Regions from separate parts of the Homo sapiens genome. Here region 1 is linked to region 2. Evidence: read pairs that join two places in POLR2A ChIA-PET (ENCODE). Cell type or tissue: A673. All regions are shown on one strand. Each heading gives the region's core, and the rest is flanking DNA. Links, peaks and the distances in the headings are about the cores only. Region 1 has its middle 120 kb from the start of LINC02479. Region 2 has its middle 20 kb from the start of LINC02479.

Region 1 (13,005 bases), core at 3,424-8,423, 110 kb before region 2:
CCAAGTCACAATACCAGAAAACTGTCAAACGAAACAAACTCAGGCTTAGGTTAAAGAAAAAAAAAAAAAGAAAGACTTCATTCCAAAGACTACTACCACAGGGGAAATACTCTGACCATTAGAGCTACAAGTACCTTGCAGGTCAGAAAGAAGGGGCTTTCCTTTTATAGGGAGGAATAGTTGATGCTAGAAAGACCAGGTATGGGGGAATGGAAGAGCAGATGGTGTGAGTTTTGATTAAGGAAGGTTTTTCTCTGCAGACATATGACTCTCAGGTGGAGCCATTATGGAGTTTTTCTGTGTTTCAGAGCTTGTTTAATCTCAGGAGAGAGTCAAGGTTCCAAGGTCTCCAGTCAAGGAGAGAAGCCTAACTAAACTTCAGTCAAGTTAGAGGGCATTCTTTGCAGATTGGCTAGGGGACAAACAGCTCAGCTAAATATTAATGAGCCAAATAATGGGAATTTGAAGGGTCTATGTCTGGCCTTTACACAGGTAAACAAGGGTATCATCCACAAGCCTTAGTTAAGTCATATGGAGAAGGGCCATTCTTTTTAGTAAACTATATCCTGGAACTCAAAAGGGTGGGAGTTTCTGAATCACTATTGTTTTCAGGAGGAGAGGGCTCAAGTAAATTTCAACATTGTCAATATGAAGTAATTATAAAAACACATGTAATATTTGATTACTATTTGAAATATCAAAATTGAGTGTTTTCTAAATATGAATCAATGATCATTTAAAAGTGAATAATTTACTGTCTATGACCATACCACTCTGAATGTGCCCAGTCTCATCTGAACTCAGAAGTTAAGGAGAGTCTGGCCTGGTTAGTACTTGGATGGGAGACTGGGTGCTGTAGGCTTATAAAAAATTGGTAAACAATTATGAAATTGACTAAAATATTGGTGTATCTAATACCCAGGTTTTACAAAACCAACAAAGGCATTATGATGAATAACAAAAATTTGTAACTTTCTTAACTATCCAAAGAATAAAAATTTTATTAACAAAACAAAATTAAAAGAAGTCATAAAACTTAACTGTGAAAATAAGATTGAAATAACCTTTTCTATGAATACACAAATATGCGTTACAGAATTGGCTCAACTTTTTCTTAAAATTCTGACAAAGCTACAGAAATAATAAAATAGTCATGGCTTTCAACCTTGGAAATTTTAGTTTCACTTCCAGTCTCTCCATATCAGCGAGTTTAAGAATAATGAAAAATTTAACAATAATTAATGGGTCTTTAAAATGTTTCTTCAGTTGAAGGAAGGCATATGCTAATTGCGTCCCTGCCTGGGTAGAAGCATGGGAAGTGTACAGAGAAGAAATCTATGTGAGCTCAACCACGATGTGAACATCTATAGTTGTTTTCACGGAGTACACATTGTTTGCAAATACTTCGTATTAATTGTGATTTGCTCATAAGAATGTTTACTTTCAATTCTGGGCCTAAGACTAAATGTTAAAGCTTGTATTTCATGACTAAGAAGGGAATTATTCTGTCAGGCTCAGTAACAATCATAGCAGTTATTTGATTACTAGGTTGAAGGTTTTTTTTACCTACCTGGAGCTGTTATTTAAATTATACTTTAAGGTTTTATTGTCTTGACTCTTAACAATGCCAAATCCATCTCCCATTTCAATTCTCTTTTTCCCTTAAGTCGTATCTGTCCTTTTGCTTTATTTCAAGCAGTAAGTCTATTAAATACTATGCACAGAGTCCACAAATTGCTACCAGAAGTCACTGTTTATTGCTACTAAAAAATCAATTGCAGGTTAGATATTTAAATGTGATTATTTGGACATTGTATATGTTGGCTCCAAAATGGTATCCTATATAACCTTTCTTACTAGTTATAAAAACAAATAAGTTGGAGAAAACTATTATGATAGTTGAATATTGGAATTAGCATCATTAATTTCAAATAAAACATGAATAATATTTTTCAATATAATAGTTTTTTAAACATTAAATTGAGGACCACTTTTCAAATTTCAATCCAGTTGATAAGGCTTGATGGAAAAGTGAATAAAACTCTGTATTTGATAATAAAAGGTTGGAGTATTTCTGGTTTTGTCATTTCCTAAGTAAATTTACTCTATCAGTTTTTAAAAATGTAACTCAAATAGAGGTATAATACTAGTTGATAACACTGTTATGAATACTAAATCAGATCAAATATGTCATAGAGCAGCTGAGATGATTTGTAATATTAATGAGGTTAGTTTAAATATCATACATACCCCAAAAGTCTTATTTCCTGCTTAGTGAAAACGACTTATTTAAATACATGATAAAAGAGTTGCCTCATTAAATACAATAATCTGATTGGAAACTGGTCATTCTTAATCAGAATTATCAAGTGCTTTTGGTGCTGAGCAGATCTGACCAGATTATTTCTAATAGTGCAGTGCTAGGAATAAAAGCCAGCATACTTTTACATCTAATATTGAAATCACTGTAAATGTTCTTTTGCTGGTATTATAAATGTTGCTACTCAAGGTTCGTTCATTCGTGTATGGTTGAATAGGATAAATAGGATAAACTATTTTCCTCCTCACTTCCCTAGCCCCACAAGAACCCTGACATTGCCTTCTGGCCAGAATTTGGCTAACATTACAACTGGGGATGCAGTAGCCTCAAGAGGGTACTTGAAATTACAACTACATCACGCCTGTAATCCCAGCACTTTGGGAGGCTGAGGCGGGCGGATCACAAAGTCACGAGATCGAGACCATCCTGGCTAACACTGTGAAACCCCGTCTCTACTAAAAAAAAAATACAAAAAATTAGCTGGGCATGGTGGCAGGAGCCTGTAGTCCCAGCTACTCGGGAGGCTGAGGCAGGAGAATGGTGTGAACCTGGGAGGGGGCTTGCAGTGAGCCGAGATCGTACCACTGCACTCCAGCCTGGGTGACAGAGCAAGACTCCATCTCAAACAAAAAAAAAAAAAAAAGAAATTACAACTACAGCAAGTAAATACTATGAACCTAAACTGGAGACTTCATGAACATAATGGAAAGGGAATTCAGGCAGTCTAACCTTACACAAAACCTAATAACTAGTCCAAATATTGCTCACCAGTGTCATTCAAGGCTTTACTTTCTGGTTTTCTGCTGATACCTGTGTAACAGACAGTGGCAACTTCTTATGTAGTGCCAACTGCAGCCCTGAGACACGATGGTGAAGGTTGGAGTAAACGGATTTGGCCATATCAGGTGCCCGGTCACCAGGGCTGTTTTTATCACTATCACAGTGGATACTGTTACCATCAATGACTCCTTCACTGGTCTCAACTTTATTGTCTATATGTTCTAGTATGATTTTATCTATGTCAGGTTCAATGACACAGTCAAGGCTGAGAACAGGAAGCTTGCCATCAAAGGGAAGCCCATGTCTATTTTCCAGGAGTGAGATCCCACTATCAAATAGGGTGATGTTGGTGCTGAATATGTTGTGAAGTTCACTGGGGTATTCAGTATCTTGAAGAAGACTGATGATCATTTGAGGGGTGGAGCCAAAGCGGTCCTCATCTCTGCCTCATCTGCTGATGCCCCATGTTTGTGATGAGTGTGAACCATGAGAAACATGGCGTTTCCCTCAAGATCTTCAGCAATGTCTCCTGTACCACAAACTGCCTAGCACCCCTAGCCAAGTTCATTCATGACAACTTTAGCATTATGTTGGAACTTATGACCACATTCCATGCCAATACTACCACCCAGAAGACACTCTGGGAAACGGTGGCATGACACCTGTGAGACTGCTCAGAACGTCATTCCTGCATATACTGTTGTTGCCAAGGCTGTGGACTAAGACAACCCTGAGCTGAAAGGAAAGCTCACTGACATGCACTTCTGTATCCCCACACCCAGTGTGTTGGTTGTGGATCTGATCTTTCATCTGGAAAAGCTGCCAAATATAATAGCATCAAGAAGATGGGGAAGCATGAATTATAGGGCACCCAGAAGGCATCCTGGGCTAAGCTGAAGAAGATCAGGTTGTCTCCTGTAGCTTTAAAAGTAAAACCCACTCTTACACCTTCAATGTTTGAGCTGGCATTTTCTTCAACAACTATATCATTAAGTTCATTTCCTGATGTTACAGTGAATTTGGCTGTAGTAATAAGGTGGTGGACCTTGTGGCCTACCTGGCCTCCATGAAATAAGAGCCCCCTGAACAATCAGACCCAACATGAGTATGAGAGGAAGAGAGAGGCTCACAGCTGGCAAAGTCCCTGCCCCAAATCAGTCCCCTAACACACTGAGGATATCCCCTCCTTGACATAGTTTTTATCTCTGACCTCTTGAGGATGAGGGACTTAGGGTGCCCTACTATACACAAGAAAAAGAAAAAGATAACTTTCCTGATATAGGACAGAAATTCCATTTTAAAACATATAAACACTTTTCAAATACCTACTTAATGTCTTCCAGAACTTTATCCCACAGACTATGTTGGATAAGGTGTCCCTGCCTGGCAAAAAATGTACATGCGGTGCTCTATCTCTAATCCAGAAGTATTAACATTTCTTTTTGTTACCCTACAATTTTTCACATATGTTCAATCTACCTAGATTACCTTTTTTTCAATGCCTTTCAATCTTGTGAACTCCTACTCAACCTTTAAATTTTGGTTCAAATATCTTCTTGCTTAGATAAGTGTATATGATATCTGTAGACAGAGTTTCTATAGCATTTGTCATTTTGTAACAGTTATATTATAGTCTTCACGAAAATGATGAAGCATTGTATTATTTTCATCACTTTTCAATATCTCCACCCTATCACAGTGCCTAGCATAGAGAAGATTCCCAATCAACATTGGCTAAATAAGTGGTGGTTTAATAAATATTTCTTTAGGATCTACTATGTAACAGACATTGTTCCCGGTGTTATAAACAGAAGATTCAACCAAACAGCAGTTTGTTTTGTAAGTGTGTGTGTTTGTGTTAACCTCTATTGGGGGTCCTAGTTGGCTTGTTCATCCCAGGAACCTGAGCATTTCAGTTTTGTTAGGGTTAGATTCCGACAGGCCTTTCTGTGCATGGAGTCCTGAGGAGCCCCTAGGGAAATTCTGTAATTTCCCAAGTTGGAACATATGATAAACTGTAGTCTTTTGTACTTACACAGTTAAGTACAAAAATAGAAACCTCCTATTCTGATATACTCAAAAAGAATAGAAAAATGTCCTGAAATAGGAGATAAAAGCAGACACAGTAATGACCAGCCTAGAGATTCTTGATTGGCAGTACTTCTAAGCAAAAAAAATTATCCAGCACAGGGCAAATATCTTCTAGTTTCCACCAGTGAAAAAAAAATTATAAAATGATAAGTGAGTCTCCCTACTGACAGAGAAGTTATAGGAAGAAAAACTTACATGAAATGTTCATATATAAAAACATATCATGGAGGTATTAACTTGATTGAAGCAGATGGTAGAGGCACCATAGGTCTACCACTTTGACATTTGTCTTATGTCCTAAAAGCCCATCATTACATTTCTGGGCTTGAGAAGCACTACTGGAAAATCATACTGTATGATTTGAATTACTATGAACAGATATAGGTTCATATATATATATATATAATTCATATATATATAAAATTCATATATATACACACATGTATATATATATAGTTAAATAGTGAAAATGAGGAGGACATTAGGTGTGAACAGGTTAAATTACCTTGCTAGTAGATGATCATTGTATATACCAGGGAGATGACTTCTACTCTTAATTTTCTCAGCCATTTAAATTAAGATAGGATCTTCAATTATGTTCTCACATATCTTTCAACGTGTTTTGTTCCTTCCATCTCCACTTGTGTGGCCATCATTCAAACACTGTCATTTCTCACCTTATAATAATGTTGTAACTGATAGCTACATGTTCAACCTAGTGTCTTTGAAAATTCTTCTCCATATGAGCAGTTCTGAACTAAACTGTAAGGATACTCTTGAATCAGTGCAAGGTAAAGAGATAGAACTACTGTTACTGACTTATTCAAAATCGGAATGATCCAAATATTATGCTGTAGCTCATGCTGCCTGTCTCCTTAACATTCTTTAATGGTTGCTAATCTTTTACATGATAAAATCCAAGCATCTTATCATGATCCATTAGTCAAAGTAAGCTAAGTTGCCTTGTATTAACAAATTAACCCCAGCTCTCAGGGGATTAACCAAATAAGACATTCATTTTTCACTCATAGAAATCCAACATGGGTCAGTACTCTCCTCCATCTGCAGCTACACTATATGAATGTTTGGTGTCCTCCAAGATTGCTCTAGAATAGGAATAAAGGGCATATGAAAAACACTTGTCCTTAACTGCCCAGCCTAAAAGTGACTACTTATGTTGTCTTTTTGTGAAATCTATGTCGACGAAAAGATTCAAATTCTATAAAATATTTTATGAGATTTATTCTGAACCAAATATGAGTAACCAATGGCCCATGACATAGCTCCAGGAGCTCCTGAGAATATGTTCCTAAGGTGATCGGGCTGTAGCTTGGTTTTATACATTTTAGGGAGACATGAGACATCAATCAGCACTTTGGGAGGTCAAGGGGGACAGATCCCCTGAGGTCAGGAGTTCAAGACCAGCCTGGCCAACATGGTAAAACACTGTCTCTACTAAAAATACAAAAATTATATGGGTGTGGTGGTGGGCACCTGTAATCCCAGCTACTCAGGAGGCTGAGGCAGGAGAATTGCTTGAAACAGGAGGTGGAGGTTGCAGTGAGCCAGGATTGCGCCACTGCACTCTAGCCTGAGCAACAGAGCAAGACTCAGTCTCAAAAAACAAAACCAAAAATAAAAGTAAATAAAAAAGACATCAATTAGTACATTTAAAGTGTACATTAGTTTGGTCTAGAAAGGCAGGACAATTGAATGGCAGGGTGGGGGAGCTTCCAGGTCATAGGTAGATTCAAAGATTTTCTGATTTGCAAGTGGTTGAATGAGTTCAGTTATTGTCTAAAGACCTAGATTCAGTAGAAGGGAATGTCCGTGTTAGTAGAGACCAGACTTCCCATTATGCAGACACAATCAATAGAAGGAAATTTCTGGGTTAAGATAAGAGGTTGTGGAGACCAAAGTTCTCATTATGCAGAGGAAGCCTCTATCTGAAAAGCTTCAGGAAGAACAGATTGTAAATGTTTCTTATCAGAGTTGATCCTTTCTGGATCAGGAAAAAGGCTTAGAAAATGAAAGAGATTCTCTTCAGATGTAGACTTTCCCCACAAGAGACAGCTTTGTAGGACTATTTCCAGATATGGCAAAGAAGATAATTTGGGGTAAAATACTTTGATTTCTTTCCGGGTCTGCTATCTGTCATGTGATGCTATTCTAGAGTCAGGCTGGAATCTGATATCTTATTGCTACAAAAGTTCTTCTTTGTCAGTCTTGAAATCTGTTTTAATGTTAATGTTGGTCATCTGTGCCCAAATTCCCAAAGGGAGGAGGGAATAATGAGGTATGTTCAACCTACACTTTCCATCATGGCCTGAACTAGTTTTTCAGGTTAACTTTGGAATGCCCTTGGCTGAGAGGAGGAGTCCATTCAGATGGTATGTGAGGCTTACAATTTTAGTTTTGGTTTACATATATTACATGTAATATATGTGACTTTTTTCACTAATGCATAAAATTATTTGAAATAAACTCAATTTCAGGTTACCAGGAAGAGGCTTTCTAAATCTCCTTAAACAGCTGTGAAGAGTAAAATAAAAAGAGATTGTCAAATGTCCCTTTCATATCTGGTATCCAAAGTCTTTCTTGATGTGCCCTCTATTTTTCAGCTTCATATTTTTCCATTGTCTTTAACAGATTTATTTGTTCTATCCACAACAGTTATCTGTTACTCTCAAATGCATTATGCTATATTTTATGCTTTTATGATTTAGAAAATATCTGAAATGCCATCTTAACTATTCTCTTCAGCCCCTCTGTTTTCCTACAAATATCTTATACATATTTAAGATTAAGTCATTTTGCTTTCTTTGCCTTGCAGTTGCTGAGCCAAAGAGTTGTTATCTGAAAGATTATTTAAGATATGTCATTCTGAGAATAAGAAAGATTGGTTGGCAAGAAAGATATTGTAGAACATAAAAGAAAAAGGGAGGAAAGGAGAAAGCAGGCAGGAGGGAAAGAAGGAGGCAAGGAAGGAGGGAAGAAAGGAAAGAAGAAAAGAGAAAGAAGGAAGGAGGGAAAGAAACAATTAGATTTTTTATCAAGATGTTTAGAGAACAAGGACATTGACGGAAACTAGGCATTACAGGCAAGAACATGGAGAAATAGGGAAAGAAATATTTGGTTGAAAACTATGTTATTAAGTCTTTAGAGAAAGCAAAATTATTGGGAGATTATAAATACAGATATAGATTGAGTTGTATATAAGATAGAATGATAGAGGAATAGGGTAGATAGAGAAATAGATAGATGATAGATGATTTTATTACAGAAATTATCTTATACAATTGTGATGGCTGGAAAAGCAAGCCCAAAGTTCTGAGGCAGGTGGTCAGAAAGGGAAGATGTAAAGGAAAGAAAAACAACTGCAAGGCCAGCTGCTGCTTAATGCGGTTCAATGATGTGAGTCAGAAGATCAGCAAAAATTAAGTGATGGATGAGGTACCAGAATGTAGAAATGTTTTACAGTCTTCTTTCTTTCTGTTGTGTGGACACTCTAATTTTAGTCCCCCTTTAAAGAGCTTTAAGCCAGCCAGCACAGGATAATCTCCCTTTTGATTAACTAAAATCAATGGATTTGGTAATTTAATTACATCTGTGAAGTCTTTTCCCAGTAGCACCTAAAGTTTGATTGACTAACTGGGGAAGATATGTGTATGATATAAAATGGCTGATGGATTCCTTCAGCCTTTCAACTCTTGGAAGAATCTCTCTTGCTTCCCATGCTAACTGGGGACACCCTAGAAAGGGAATTTCATGGGTTTTAGTTCAGCCTAGACAAGTTGACATGTTGCAAAACAATAAAGTAAATGAAATCCATTAATGCTGTGTACACTGGAATAAAACTTCTCAGTATCATCACTGATACTATCCCAGACAGAATGAAACACTCACTCTTTCAGCAGAGTTTTACATTTATAAGGTCACTGCAAACACTCAATTAGTGAATACTGAACTTTGCTAAGGAAAACACAGAATTAGGTTTCTGTTAGCCTCTGGTCTCAACATTTTTATCAACTGAAATATAGGTTCATTTGCAACATTGTTGTAAAACAATCCAGACTCACTAATGTTGAAAATCCGCTCTTACACATAACCTTTTTTCTCTATAACATTTAGCAGGTATTTAAAAATACTTCTGCAGTCTCTTGATCTACCGAACCTGTCCCATCTGAAAGTTTGGCATTGTTCATGCCGTATCACCATTTGAGATATGATAGCTAGCTGATACTAGCCAAAAAAATTTAACATTTCCTTAACTCTGTGTAACGTGACCGTAAATTTCTTTGGCCGTCAGCCTCATAGCAATACTGTCCAGTACACTTTTAAAAAAATTTTGTTACCTTCTCTTGAACCTACAAATTTTGTCACTTTTCTATCTTTTTCATATGTTTAGCACCCTTTGTGGCCATGAAAAAAATGCTATTCACTTCACCTATGCCAAAGATCCACATTATTGAGTAAGAGACTTAGAGTGACAGCAGTCTAAATATTGTCTATTGATGATAATACACAAGAATATCCGTGTGTGAAAATTTGTTAAACTCCATAGGAAGCACTCTGTAGAAGTATTTCCAATGAGTGGGAGGCTCTCATAGCCTCCACCTTCAAACTGAGGGGCGGTGTGCATGTTCTGCAGGGATTTTAGGCGGGAATAGAGAATATTGAAACACAAACATTTATGTGAAGGACAATAGGAGATAAAGTTGTATACTCCTATATTAATTCAAAACCACAGGATTAAAAAATATTAGCCAACAACTTATTTCTTTCTCAGTACTTTTAAGAGGTAAGTTTTTAAAATAGTAAATTTAAATAATAAAGTTCTCCATATTATTTGTGCAATAAAATAAGAGGGATTAAGAAATAGATATGAGTAACTCCCACCTACATCAACCTAAACATGAGAGAAAGTGGAAAGTGGTTGAACAACTAAAACCCAGGGACCAGGGTTATTTTAAAAACTAAATTTACTCAGATCTATTCACTGACCCAATTGTCTATGGAGTTTTTGCCCTCTAGACAAACACACAAATTACTTCCAGAAAAAAAAAGAACTGTGGAAGCTGAAGAAAATTGTTTTCTAACCTTTCTTGGCAAAAAAGGAAAAATACGTGACTGATATTCTACACAAGCACAGGAAAATCAAGTGCATTTTAAGCTATTAAATAAAAATATGGTTATATTTGCATGTGTAAGTACACATTTCTAAGTTTTTATTTAAAGTGAATATAACACTTTGTAAATAGAGTTGGTACTAACAGAAAACATAAATATAATTTATGTTATAGTAATTGCTTTTCCAACTTCTTTCAGAGTAGCACACATCCTTTTTAAGAAATCACAATTTGGATTTATTTTTGAATTTGTTTTCAATTATGAGGATGTTGCCTCCAAGTAGGATGTAAATGTAGGACTTATTCCTGTAGAAACAGTTCAAGGCGTCCAAGGTAGGTTTTGAGCAGCTGAAAACAATAGCAATAGTAGGCTAACAAAAAATAGGAAGAGAAGTATGTCTTCTCAGAAATTGTGAGTAGGCACAATTTCAGAAATGCAGTAAGGTCCAAATGTCCTCTAAATATCTCCCCCACTAATATTTGCCATCGTATCTGGAATTACTGTTATTAAAGTCATTATTTGTAGCTGAAATACTGTTTTCAGGTAGTTTAGTTTAAAAATACATATTTGCAGACATAGTGGTTCTAGTAATAACAGCAACAACAATAATAATAAGATGGTGATGATATACCACATTTATGCCAGGCATTCTTAGCGATGCTCTACAATGCTTCTTTCTTCCAACCTCGCACATCTCTTTTCCACATCATCACTCATAGCTAATGACTTTGCTTCCTACTTCAGTAAGAAAACAGGAGAATTTAGAAGAAAACATCAACATGCTTCAACTCCTGCATTTATCCACTTAGTTTTATCTATGCGATTCACTGTCTCAGTGTGCTGTCCCCATACATAGAATAAGCTCGATCTTATTTAAGGTCAACCTCTCCACCAGAGCACTACTTCCTATGCTAGCCCCTATAAAGGCCATCCCTCCCTTCTCTCCTAATCAATTTTTCCTTCTCTACTGAATTACTCTCCTCAGCTGACAATCATACTGTTATTCATCCTTTTTAAAATCATTATAATTCTTAATTTCACAGTGCCTTCAAGCTACTGCCCTGTTACTCCTGCTGCTTTTCTCTTTATAGCAAGCATTGATGTTCCACTTCCTGCCTTCTCATTTCCTCTTGAACCCATTTCAATCTGACTTTCACGCCTACTATTCCGACAAAACTGCTGAATTGAGGTCACTAATTTACTTTGAAAGCTGGCGCGATGTCTCACACCTGTAATCCCAGCATTTTGGGAGGCCATGGTGGGTGGATCATGAGGTCAAGAGATTGAGACCATACTGGCCAACATGGTGAAACCCTATCTCTACTAAAAATACAAAAATTAGCTGGGCATGGTGGCACAGGCCTGTAATCCCAGCTACTCGGGAGGCTGAGGCAGGAGAATCAATTGAACCCGGGAGGCAGAGGTTTCAGTGAGCCGAGGGGATCAGGCCGCTGCACCCCAGCCTGGCGACAGAGTGAGACTCCGTCTTGGGAAAAAAAAATGTAGTGAACACTGATTATGTCCAGTGGGTTCATCCGGTGATCATGTAGTCCTTATTCTGTTTTAACTAGCAATAACATTTGATACAACTGATTACTCTCTCCTCCCTAAAATACATTTTTCACTTGACTTTCAGGACAGCTTATACTCCATTTCAGTGCTTCCTCACTGCCTACTTCTGTTTCCTTTGTTGCTTCCTTCTAATGGCAAAAAATGCTAATCATTTAAAATTTCCCACTTAGAAAAAAAAGTGCAGCTCACTGCCAGCACTCATTTAATTTTACATAAACACGCTTTTTGAGGCTGAAGCAAATCTGACTGACTTTGAATGTGAAAATAAAATACAAAAAAAAAATGTTATTGGAGTTATTTCTAACCAGAACTTGTCTCTAATTCTAATGTAATGTAAATGTATATGATGATCAGTATTGAAATTTCTTTTGTGTGTGTTAAACTTTCAAAGCAAGGAACAACACAAACAGGAACATCACAACATTCCGACAAAAAATATCACGTTTCTCTCCGGATCTTGTTGTGATCCTTGTTGTTGTGAAAGCAGCAAACTTTGGAATGACCAGTTGGATTCTGTTTCCCTGATGTTGGTGGTGTGCTCTTGGGGAAATGTCTTCCAGGCAAGTGAAGAGGTGTGGCATCATCAGAGCACAGACACCCTGGAAGACATTGCTGCCCTGGCTTGTGGTGCTTTTCTAGCACTCTTTCCATCAATGGCAGTCTGAAGTTTACATGGCTAATCATGTGCTCAGGATTGTCCTTCTTGAATAGGATGTAGGAGTTCAGAACTGTAATGTTTAGAAGGTGGTGAAATAATTTCTTCTACTAAACCTTGTGCCTTTTGTGTTCAGGTGCATAAGAAGTGAGCATCTGCTCAGCCGAGTCCAGTGCTCCCAGATTCTCGTTATAATACACAATGAGACATGGCTCCTTAGTTTTCCTTCCATTTCTGTTGTCTACTTCAATCAAAGTATTATTGTGCAGTGATGACAGCATTGTCACCTCCTTCTTGTCACTCCATTCCATCTCAGGGTAAATGCTGAAGCCACCAGAACCACCAGTGAGTATCCTTGGGCCAAATGGGAAATAGGTTAAGTGCTTCAGAATTCAGTCTTCATTACTTATCATTTTTTCCTCTTCTCTCTCATGCTATCTCATTTAGTCTCATGACT
Region 2 (13,005 bases), core at 5,056-10,055:
TCCATCAGCATGCATTTGTGTGTGTATCCGGCCATGTCACTACTGTAGAATGAGTGCATCCCACCTCCTACTGTACCAATGTAGCAGTCAGAGCCTTGGTAGGCACAGAGCCTGATATTGTTTGGCTCTGTGTTCCCACCCAAATATTATCTTGAATTGTAATATCATGTGTGGAGGTGGGATCTGGTGGGAGGTGACTGGATCATGGGGATGGTTTCCCCCATTCTGTTCTCCTGATAGTGAGGGAGTTCTCAGGAGATCTGCTAGTTTAGAAGTGGCAGTTTCCTCTGCACTCTGTCTCTCCTGCTGCCATGTGAGATATGCCTTGCTTCCCCTTCACCTTCCTCCATTATTGTAAGTTTCTTGAGGCCTCCCCAGACATGTGGAAAAGTGAGTCAATTAAACATCCTTTCTTTATAAATTACCAAGTCTCAAGCAGTCGTTTATAGCAGTGTGATAAGGCACTAATACAGAGCCAGACAGCCCCAACCTGCAGTGGGAGTGAAACTAGGCACAGAGAACAGCAGACCATCCTCTGTTCTGAACAACCACCCCTGCCTGTGGTGCACAGAGAGCACACACAGACCTGCACACACCCATGCCTTGACCCCATGCTACCACCAGCACCAATGCAATTGTGCACTGGGGCCTCCCAGCTCCCTGAGCTGTGCTGCACCTGCCACGTTGTGAACACCTGCATTTGAGGCAGGCACCCCAGCATCCACTATCATGCAGCACTACCACTGCCACTTCAGCTGGCATGTGCAAATGAGGTTGGATTCCTCTACCACCACACTGTGAAATGCTCTGGCTGGCCCCACCCATCATAGTGTAGTGACCAGTGGTCTGGGAGCACCTTGGCTCTCTTAAAGTAGTGGATTCCTAAACCGTGAAGAGTGAGAGAACAAAGTTGGGGCCCAATTCAAGTCCCACAGAGTTAGAGCATGCAGTCCAGGAGTTGGGAGCTGAATATTGGCTCCCTGAAATCTTCCAGAAGTGAAGCCAGCTGACTGATGACCACCTTACACCACAATCAAACCCCCAAGGTCATCAAACAGGAAAAAAGAAAAGAAACCCATCCAAAGGTCAGCAACTACAAAAATTAAGAAACATTAGCCCACACAAATGAGAAAGAAGCAGTACAAGAACTCTGACAACTTCAAAAGCCAGAGTGCCTTCTTTCTTCCAAACAACCACAGTACCTCTCCAGAAAGGGTTCTGAACTGGGCTGAGATGGCTCAAAAGACTGAAATAGAATTCAGAATATGGATAGGAATGAAGATCATTGAGATTCAGAAGTACACTGAAATCCAGTCCAAGGAAGCTAAGAATCACGATAAAACAATACAGAAGCTGACAGATAAAATAGCCAGTATAGAAGAAAAATGTAACTGACCTGATAGAGCTGAAAAACACACTAAAAGAATTTATTAATGCCATCACAAGTATTAATAACAGACTAGAACAAGCTGAGAGAAGAATCTAAGAGTTTGGAGACTGGCTTTCTGTAACGAGACAGACAAGAATAGAGAAAAACAATAAAAAATGAACAAAACGTCCAAGAAATATGGGATTATGTAAAGAGACAAAATCTATGTCTAGTATATTGACTTTGGAAATAAAAGATAACATTCTATTTATAGCATTCTGTTTTTAATAGTGGTATTTCCATTTACAAAATATGATAATTCTTGATGGTTGAAAATTTTAAATCCTAGAAAACATAGCATTCCTACATGCAATGTTAACATTGTTTATGAACAGTTGTTGGTCAAAGATTCATTTGATGAATCTGATTTTTCCAAAATAGATGATTCTGACGATTCATACAATTTTGATGTTAGTAATGTTTAGAAATAGCTCCTAGAAAAGTTTTTATATTCAATTTTTTTAATATTTTATTTTCAAATTGAAAATCAAATTTGCTTCAGCCTCACAGAGCATTTTCATACAAAATTAAATGAGTGCTGGCAGCGAGCTGTACCTTCTTTTTTTAAATGAAAAAGGGTTAAAGAAAAAGAAATTGTAACACAGAATTCATATCCAGCCAAACCTTCATAAGCGAAGGAGAAATAAGATGCTTTTCAGACAGGCAAATATGAGGGAATCCATTACCACCAGACCTGCCTTACAAGAGCTCCTGAAGCAAGCACTAAATGAAAAGGAAGGACCATTACCAGCCATCAAAGAAACACATTTAAGTTCACTATAAAGCAACCACACAAAACAAGTCAGCATAATAACCATTTAACAGCATGATGACAGGATCAAATCCACTCATACCAATACTCACCTTGAATGTAAATGGGCTAAATGCCCCCCATGAAAAGGTACAGAGTGGCAGGCTGGATAAAGATCCAAGACCCACCGATAAGCTGTCTTTAAGAGACCGATCTCACATGCAATGACAGCCCTAGGCTCAAAATAAAGGGATGGAAAAAATCTACCAAGCAAACAGCAAACAGAAAAGAGCAGGGATTGCAATCCTAATTTCAGACAAAACAGACTTTAAGTCAACAAAAACTGAAAAAGATAAAGGGTGACACTACATCATGCTAAAGGGTTGAATTCAACAAGTAGACCTAATTATTCTAAATAGATATGCGCCTAACACAGAAGCACTCAGATTAATGAAGCAAGCTCTTAGAGACCTTCAAAGAGACTTAGACTCCCAAACAATAATATTGGGAGACTTCAACTACGCACTGACAGTATTAGACAGAACATTGAGGAGGAATATTAACAAGGATATGCAGGCCCTAAATTCAGCATTGAAACAAATAGCCCTGATAGACATCTACAGAAATCTCCACCGATAAACAAAAGTGTATACGTTCTTCTCATCACCACATGGTACACACTCTGAAATCAACTACATAATCAGACACAAAACACTTCTCAGCAAATGCAAAATAACTGAAATCATAACAACCACTCTCTTGGACCACAGCACAATAAAATTAGTGACCAAAACTAAGAAAATCATTCAAAACTATGCAATTACAGAGAAATCGAATAACCTGTGCCTGAGAGACTTCTGGGTAAATAATGAAATTAAAGCAGAAATCCATAAGTTCTTTAAAACAATGAGAACAAAGATACAACATAACAGAATCTCTGGGACACAGGGAAGGCAATGTTAAGAGAGAAATGTATGGCACTAAAGGCCCACATCAGAAAGTGAGAAAGATTTCAAAACAACAACCTAACATCACAACTAAAAGATGTAGAAAACCAAGGGGGAAACCAACCCCAAAGCTAGCAGGAGATAAGAAATAGCCAAAAGCAGAGCTGAACGGAAAGAAATTAAGACAAAAAAGATCATTCAAAAGATTGACAAATCCAGGAATTGTTTTTTTCTAATTACTAAAATAAATAGACGGACAGCTAGACTAATAAGGAAGAAAAGAGAGAAGACTGAAATAAACACAATTAGAAACAACAAAGGGAATATTACCACTGACCCTGCAGAAATATACATAACCACCAGATAATATTATGAACACCTCTGTGCACACAAACTAGAAACTCTGGGAAAACAAATGGATAAACTTGCAGACACATACACTTTCCCAAGACTGAACTAGGAAGAAAGTGAATCCCTGAACTGACCAATAATAAGCACCAAAATTGAATCAGTAATAAATAGCCTAACAACAACAACAAAGCCCAGGACCAGAGAGATACACAGCCAAATTCTATCAGATATACAAAGAAGAGCTGGTATCATTTCTACTGAAACAATTCAGGAGTAACTGGTTCTATGAGGCTACTATCATCTTGATACCAAAACCTGGCAGAGACACAACAAAAAAAAGGAAACTTCTGGCCAATATCTTTGATGAACATTGATGCAAAAATCCACAACAAAATACTGGCAAACCAAATTCAGCAGCACATCAAAAGATTTACCCACCACTATTAAATATGCTTTATCTCTGGAATGAAAGTTTTGTTCATTACATGAAAATCAATAAATGTGATTCATTACATAAACAAGACTAAAGACAAAAACCATATTATGATTATCTCAGTAGGTGCAGAGAAGGTTTTCAATAAAATTCAACACCCCTTCATGTTATAAACTTTCAATTAACTATGTTTTGAAAGAACATATCTCAAATATTAAGAGCCATCTATGACAAACCCATAGCCAACATACTGAATGGGCAACATCTCCAAACATTCCCCTTGAAAATTGGCACAAGACAGGATGCCCCCTCTCACCACTCCTATTCAACATAGCATTGGAAGTCCCGGCCAGAGCAATCAGGCAACATAAATAAATAAAGGGCATCCAAATATCAAGAAAGGAACTCAAACTATACCTGTTTGCAGACATGATCCTATATTTAGTAAACCCCATAATCTCGTCTCAAAAGCTCCTAAAGCTGATAGACAGACAACTCAGCAAAGCCTCAGGATACAAAATCAATGTACAAAAATTACCAGCATTCCTATACACCAACAACAGTCAGGTAGACAGCCAAATCAAAAATGCAATTCCATTCACAATTGCCACACAAAAATAAATAAATAAAATACCTAAGAATACAGCTAACCAAGAAAATGAAAGATTTCTCCTAGGATACCTATAAAACACTGCTCAAAGAAATCAGAGATGACACAAACAAATGGAAAAATATGCCTATGGATAGGAAGAATCAATATTGTTAAAATGACAAAATTGCCCAAAGCAATTTATGGATCCAATGTTATTCCTATCAAACTGTCAATGAGATTCTTCACAGAAATAGAAAAAAAATTTAAAGTTCATATGGAATCAAAAAAGAGCAAGGTAACCCTAAGCAAAAAGTACAAAACTGGAGGCATCATGCTAGCCAACTGCAGGGCTATAGTAACCAAAACAGCATGGTACTTGTACAAAAACAGACACAGAAATGTAGACATATGGAGCAAAACAGAGAGCCCAGAAATAAGGCTGCACACCTACTGCACAACTATCTGATATTTAACAAAGCTAACACAAACAAGCAATGGAGAACAGGGTCCCTGTTCAATAAATGGTGCTAGGGTAACTGGCTAGCCATATGCAGAAGATTAAAACTTGACACTGTTCTTAAACCATATACAAAAATCAACTCAAGATGGATTAAAGACCTAAATGTAAAACCCAAAACTGTAAAAACACTGGAAGAGAACATAGGCAATACTATTCTGGACCATAGAAATAGGTAAATATTTCATGATGAAGATGCCAAAAGCAATTGCTACAAAAGAAAATATTGACAAATGGGATCTAATTCAACTACAGAGCTTCCACACAGCAAAAGATACGATCAACAGACAACCTACAGAATGGAAGAAAATTTTTTGCAAGCTATGTATCTGATGAAGGTCTAATATCCAGCATGTATTAGGAACTTAAACAAATTTACAAGAAAAAAAACCATACAACCACATTAGAAAGTAGACAAATGACATGAACACTTTTCAAAAGAAAACATACACGCAGCCAACAACCATAAGAAGAAAAGCTCAACATCACTGATCACTGATCATTAGATAAATGCAAATCAAAGCCACAATGAGATACCATCTCACACCAGTCAGAATGGCCATTATTAAAAAGTCAAAAAATAACAGGTGCTGGTGAGATTGTGGAGAAAAGTGAATACTTACATACTGTTGGTGGGAGTGTAAATTAGTTCAACCATTTTGGAAAACAATGTGGCGATTCCTTAGAGACTTAAAATCAGAACTACCATATGAACCTGCAATCCCATTACTGTGATATACCCAAAGAAACATAATTATAAATATAAATTGTTCTATCATAAGGACACATACACGTGTATGTTCACTGTAGCGCCATTCACAAGAGTGAAGACATAGAGTCAACCTAAATGCCCATCAATTGTAGACTGGACAAAGAAAATGTGGTACGTACACACCACGGAATAATACTATGTAGTCATAAAAAAGAACAAGATGATGTCCTCAGCAGAAACATGGATGGAGATGGAGGCCATTATCCTTAGCAAACTAATGCAGGAACAGAAAACCAAATACCACATCTTCTCACTTATAAGTGAGAGCTAAGTGACGAGAACTCATGGACACATAGAGGGAAACAACAGACACTGGGGCCTATTAGAGGGTGGAGGATGGGAGGAGGGAGAGGGTCAGGGAAAATAACAAATGGGTACTACAGTTAATCACTGGGTGATAAAATAATCTGTACAACGAATCCCCGTGACACAAGTTTACCTATGTAACAAACTTACACGTGTATCCCGAACTTAAAATAAAAGTTAAAAAAGAAGAAAACTTTTATGTTATTAATTTAAATTGACAGCGATTTTCATTCATTATGAAACAGGAGGTAACACAAAGTATAAATTAAAGGGAAATAAAACATTATCAAATTAAATCTAACAGCCATTGCTTAATAAAAAAGAAAGGCAAGCTTCTTTATCTTCTTAATGATATTGTTTAAGTAGACATTACAAACTAAAGTAAAAATTCTGGGAAAAAACTTACAATGAGGAAGATCAAATGAAAAACTAACAAGTATAAAATTAATACATCTTCATTTAATCCATTTTCATGTATTTTATTCCTTACAATTGTTCCTAAGAATGTATGGGTACTAAATATTGTGGGCATTAAAGGGAGGTAGATCAAGTACAATTAACCCCTATTTAAGAATATTTCAGTTAGTGTTGACCAAACTGAATTTATTTCATGACAGTCATTGATTAATTCTACCCTACTCCTGGTTTCTACTTTTTTTGTGTACATGACATGCAGAGGCAATGCGTACTAAATAAAGACAGATTCAGACTCCTACATTTTCAACACAAGTTTAGAGGCCAACTATCCTCAACACGATTTATTTATTTAAAGAATATGTTCAGCATGGATGAATTCCAGAGCATGCAGTATTTTGCTCTTCGTTAATAAAAAATATTTTTGGACAAACAGCTTACTTTCTAGCATTTGTTCATATTGACTGAATTGCTGGGATTCCAGATTTACACTAAAGCAATCACTGCTAGTGGTGAGTCAACTTTATGTCCTATTTCTCCATGACTAAGTTTAATAGTTTGTGTGTTTCCTTTCTGAATATACCGGATATATCATGGCCAAAATATGTTTGTCTAATTTTGTTATTCATGCTAAACTTCTCATCTGTCACAATCATGAGTTTGTAATAGTTATTATAACCAAGAACACTTTGAAAGTTAACATTTCCCTGTGTTTCCTGTTTCCTGACTTCTTTTAATGCAATCTTTTTGCCCACAAATTCAAATAAAGCACAGTGTATTCTACTTGTGAGTTCATAAGTTGAGCATCATCTATATATATGTATATAAAAAATATATATATATATTTTTTTTTTTGAGATGGAGTCTCACCCTGTCACCCAGGTTGGAGTGCAGTGGTGCGATCTCAGCTCACTGCAAGCTCCGCTTCCAGGGTTCATGCCATTCTCCTGCCTCAGCCTCCCAAGCATCATATTTTTAAAACTACTTTACATAGGCAAGTTTTGTCAAATAATATTTAAATAGAGGTATTTATTATGAGTCTGTTACAGGACAATTGACAATCTTGCTTGATTCATCTAGCAGCTTTAAATATAAGATGCTATTGCTGAATGCATACACACTCAAACAAAGGCACATGGAAAAACAGAACAGTATATTTATAATTGTAAGCAACGTAGAAAGTTATCAGTCTGATGTTTCTTCTCATTCCATTCCAGAATGTACCATAGTTGAAATGAAATTCTGAGATATACTTTGATTTCAGCTTTGAAGAGAGAATTGCTCATTTTTTAGTGGTTACAGTGTTTGCCAATGAAAGATTTATATAATTTAATTTTTTCAACTTCAGTGCCTAGTAATAGGGCTGGGAGGTATTAACGCAGGTAGTAGGAAGTAATATCTGTAGTCTTTTTAAAAATTTTTTTCTTTTCTTTTTTTTTTTGAGACAGTGTCTTACCTCACTCTGTCACCCAGGCTGAAGTGCAATGAACATGCAATCTCGGCTCACTGCAGCCCCGCCTCCCGGGTTCAAGGGATTCTCGTGCCTCAGCCTCTCAAATAGCTGAGATTACAGGCGTGTGTCACCTGACCTAGCTAGTGTTTTGTATTTTCTAGTAGAGTCAAGGTTTCACCATGTTGGCCAGGCTGGTCTCAAACTCCTGGCCTCAAGTGATCCACCTACCTCAGCCTCCCAAAGTGCTGGTGTTACGGGCCTGAGCCACCATGCCTGGCCTAAATTTGTTTTAATAGAATTTATTTTTATTCTACTAATAATCCCACCTCCTGCTCAAAGGAAAATGGATTTACCATAGAATAATATATATTCAAAACAATGCTTTGGGGCATGTTTATTTGGAAATGAGCTACTATGTATTAAAAGATGCATGTTCATTTTCTTTGTTCTTTCTTTGATGTTCTCTGTTACTTGATACTGAGCAACTTGCTGACCACAGTATCTCCTTGTAGTCTTCTGAAATTCCTTCTCCCTTGTGACTAGACAGTTATAAAACCCTGTATTACTTAGAAATGTTTGGTTTTAATGGAAACCCAAATTGTACTTGCTTCAGTTAATTTTTTTTGAAAAAATAATGTATTGACATATAACTAAAAATTCTGGTTTCAGGTAGAGAAAGACTAAACTCCCAATGATGTTCTGAGGGTTCTTATATTGTCATTCTCAGCTTAGTTTATCAGCTCATCAAAGCGGTACATACTTTTCTAAAAACTGTAGTGCTTGGAAGGCTGAGGCACAAGAATCATTTGAACCCGGGAGGCTGAGGTTTCAGTGAGCTGAAATCATGCCACTGCACTCCAGCCTGAGTGACAGAGTGAGACTGTCTAAAAAAATAAAATAAAAAAATGAAAACCATGGTAACAAGTCTCTGGTAAAATGTTAACCCAGTTTTCATCAAATTCTGAAACAGATTGGAGTTTGGACTAGGCTGGTTGACTGTGACCATATTTTATTTCACCATTTCACTAAAGATCATGCAGAAAAACAGGCATATCACATGAGATAGAAGTACAAAGGAATGAGGAGTCAAACATTGAATTGTATTATTTAGCTATTTCTGCATAATGAAAGATTCTAAACTAGTTGGTGTAAAACAATGAACATTTATTATTTGTGTTAAGTCTATAGTCATCTGGGTGATTCCACTGATAGTTGGATTCAACCTATCTTAACGGTGCTTGTTCTTATGTCTGCAGTTATCTGTTGTGGGTTGAGTGGACCTGGATCACATAACATGGCCTTGGCTGTTATGACTTGGCTGTGCTCCACATTCTATCTCATTCTGCAGCAGAAGAATGTAGACTTGTTCTCACTGCAGATGAAGGGCTTCAAAGCAGAGAGTGGAAAAAACAGAAGCCTCTCAGGTCTAGGTTCGGAAATTACTTGTCGTATCTACTGCATTCTACTGACCAGGCCAGGCCATCCCAGATTCAAGGATGAAGAAATAGACTTTGCCTCTTAATGGAGGCACTGCAAACTTATAATGCAAAGGGCATAGATAGAGGGAGTAGTGGAAAATTAGGGACATTAGTACAATTAACCTGAAACACCAAGAAAGGGAGAAAGTAAAGCTGGGCAGGAGAAATAAATTTAAAAAGATGTCTTTACTGCTGACTTTAAATGTGGACTGTGGCTTTTGTGGTTAAGACCCCACTTAAGTTTTTGGCTTAAGGCTCATGCCAAACTCAGCTTTATAAGGTCCCACAATTCTTCCAACAAAAATAATGGCTTCTCAAAGATAATAAAGCAGTACTTTGTTTCCCATTAGTTTTATCTTTCTTGCCTATATGTTCTTCAAGAGCCCTATAAGGAATGTGTATTTTTCAGAGAAGTTGTGGGTGTCTCTGTGCTACATGCCATTAAAAATCAAAACCCAACTCTGATTTCTAACTTTGGCTGAAATATTAATCCCACTTGTCTGGACTCTATAATTTATCTAGAGCATTTACAAGAGTGACTTTTTAGTTCTCAAGTAACTCAGCAAATAATGTATTTATTTTGTTCCCTTTTTTTCAAAGAAAAAATGGAACTTTCCAAATTAGCATCTAAGCAAATTGGAGACACATTGGGGAGGGCTGGCCTACCAACACTTTTTAGTCAAACATAAAATAGGCAACCGCTACTATATGGGAGAATGTGAGCAATAGTTCTGGGGTGAAGAAATCTTCCTCAATGTGACTGAAAATACACTTAGTGCTAGAGAAGTCTAGGCACTAGGTCAGATCCAAAGGGCAAGTATTTTAAATTAATGAAATTTCTTTCTTTTACACCAAGCTTCTACAACCTGTGACCCAATGTGGCCCAGGACGGCTTTGAATGTCATCCAACACAAATTTGTAAAATTTCTTAAAACATTATGAAATTTTTTTGCAGTTTATTTTATTTTTATTAATTTTTTTTAGCTCATCAGCTATCATTAGTGTTAATGTATTTTATGTGTGACCCAAGACAATTCTTCTTCAACTGTGACCAGGGAGGCCAAAAGATTAGACACCCCTGTTTTACATCATTGTTAACAGGATAATAAATTAGGGCATTGATAGGTATCAGAGGATTTTTTAATTTTATCATATTATTTTATGTATCCGAATTTATATATTTTCAATGATTCCAAAAGTGTGATGCAATTAATATTCTTACATAGTGTTAAATACTAATTTTAAAAATAAACTTTATTTCAACATATCAGTGTATTACAGCTTTAAATAAAATAGTGTTATGATGAATGAATTACATTTTTATGGAATAATATGCATTTTTCACCATTTTAAAAGAAAGTTAAGAAAAATTCATTAATGAGTTTATTAGGACAGGGTGATATCTTAAAGGATATATTGATAATTCTCACTTCTGCTCTAATGTTTGCAAAGAAATTAAATATTTTATTTATATGAATATCTAGAAATAGAAAATGTTAATATATTCATTTTTTAATGTTGTGTTTTGTGTTTAATTCAACAAGCAAATATTATTTATAACGTTTACATTCATTCAGCATAACATCCCAACTCTGTGTTAATAGCATTTTTCCCACTGGGAAGGATTAATTAGTAAAACTTGAGAAACATATACCATAAGAGAAGACCTGTGCAGTGTTCTTGTTTTAATTAAGTCATAATAACATTATCCAAACAGGTTGCCATTTTCCTTACAGAAGACTCAACTCAGCCTCTAAAATGATGTCTTGAATGATTGTTCATTACCAGGGTGTTAGCCAGTGTGTAAAGGATGATGACCTCAGTCTCTCCTTTGACAAAATGGAAGCTCTTATAGCAGAAAACAGCACCACAAATAAGACATTTTATGGAGATCTTACTTTACTCTCTACCCATATAATTCTATAAAGTGGAGGGGTAATTTACTTTGAAGAATACATTTGCACATCCAAAGATTCAGGTCCATAAATGTATTAAATAATGCTTACATACTTTCACTGAGGCATAAATGGTCAATTGTATTAAAAGCAGAGACAACCAGAAACTTTCTCCCAAAAAATAAAATAAATTACCTAATTCTTGAAACCCATAATGTAACACAAAATAATTAATGTGGAAATAATTAAAGAAAAACAGATTCAAAGATTTAAATATAAAATTACTGATTATTTCTTATATAATTTATTGTCCATATATGTGCATTGTATTTTAAATTCTAATTTAGTTTTCTGAAAATATGTTTTTATATTCTTGAATACAGCTGGAAATTAGAGAGCACTACCATGTTTGCAAATATATTCTGATATGGAAAAGGCACAAGATTCTACATAATCCAAAAACAGAGGGTCTTGCATCCATTTTCTGGATAGTTCAGCTGAATACAGATTTGCTTTTATTTTTGAGGGTAACACTTTCATAAACTAAATAGACTTTAATTCCACCTGTGATATATGTGGATGGAACCTAGAGGCACATTACATGTAAGGCTGAAATTACTACTGCATGATAAACTACCAGAGAAATGTATTCATTCTTTCTAGCTACTAATTTATTACTCAATATACTGAATAACCAATGTATTAAATTGAGCTCTCTGAGCTTTCTCTCCTCTTGGTCTTCCAATTAACAAGTTGGCAACAGCTCAAACTCTTATCTGACTCACTGTGATATTAAATCCAACATGGTATAGTAGGGATATATTGAATTTTATATTTTTACTTTTGATTAAAATTTGAAAATTTATCATGCAATGTTGTTGTTCGGGGATAGAAAAGAGTTTGAAATATTTCTGGACGGGAAAAAAGTGTTAATTGAATGCTTATTGGTTAGGTTATTTAAAACCATTCATGATAAGAAATCATCAGAATAAGCATGCTTTACTTTACCTTGAAATAAAATTAATTTCATTTTAAAGTCTTTTAATGTTCCTTAATATTGAATATACAATGCTGAGATAAGTAAAGTGGTATTTATTCACCATTTCTCAGGCAAGTTTAAGCAAAATTGAAAATTTTAATTGCATCTGATTTGACCATTGCTAAGATGATTAGTTTTTCTTATCATAAGGACATAATTTTAATATTTACTTTTGGAATATGAGTAGAAAAATGAGGAGAAAGGATGAGCAAGAAGGGAAGGATGAAGAGGCAAAGGAGGTCAGTGGGGAACAGAAAGTTGAGAAAGAACAGAAAGAAGGCATTGTTATAGTTTAAAATACATAACTTAGCTATCAATTCATCACTAATACTAAGCCTACACAACATGGCAGTAAGTTGTACATTAAGATTAGAAAGTTAATTTTCATGTATAGAAGGTTGTTCTGTATTCACACCTGAGATGGCTATTTTGACACTTAAGATTTTTTAGTTTGTGAGGCTTTAAAAATATTTTTCCATGTTTTTTTATGTGGAAAAATACATATAACAAAATTTGCCATCTTACCCATTTTTAAGTATACAGCTTGGTGGTATTAAACACATCCATAATGTTGTGCACCCACCACCACCATATATCTCCATAACTCTTCATCGTGTAAAATGGAAAC

The links. Peaks named below come from ENCODE experiments on the same cell type or tissue, not always from the same donor. Only the 100,000 strongest peaks of a DNase experiment are listed, where the experiment ranks them.
Region 1: POLR2A ChIA-PET joins it to region 2 with 6 read pairs; 2 of 35 experiments call an interaction of 5 or more read pairs at or near these places.

Annotation. Positions count from the first base shown.
Region 1 is chr4:130,494,527-130,507,531 of GRCh38, reverse strand. It overlaps the pseudogene PGBD4P4 and the pseudogene GAPDHP56. Among named protein-coding and RNA genes, the nearest start is that of LINC02479, 120 kb to the right of the region's middle. In A673, for the core only: no CTCF peak of the experiment used is centred there; no DNase peak of the experiment used is centred there.
Region 2 is chr4:130,390,137-130,403,141 of GRCh38, reverse strand. No RefSeq gene overlaps it. Among named protein-coding and RNA genes, the nearest start is that of LINC02479, 20 kb to the right of the region's middle. In A673, for the core only: no CTCF peak of the experiment used is centred there; a DNase peak (open chromatin) is centred at 7,101; H3K27ac peaks cover 650 bases.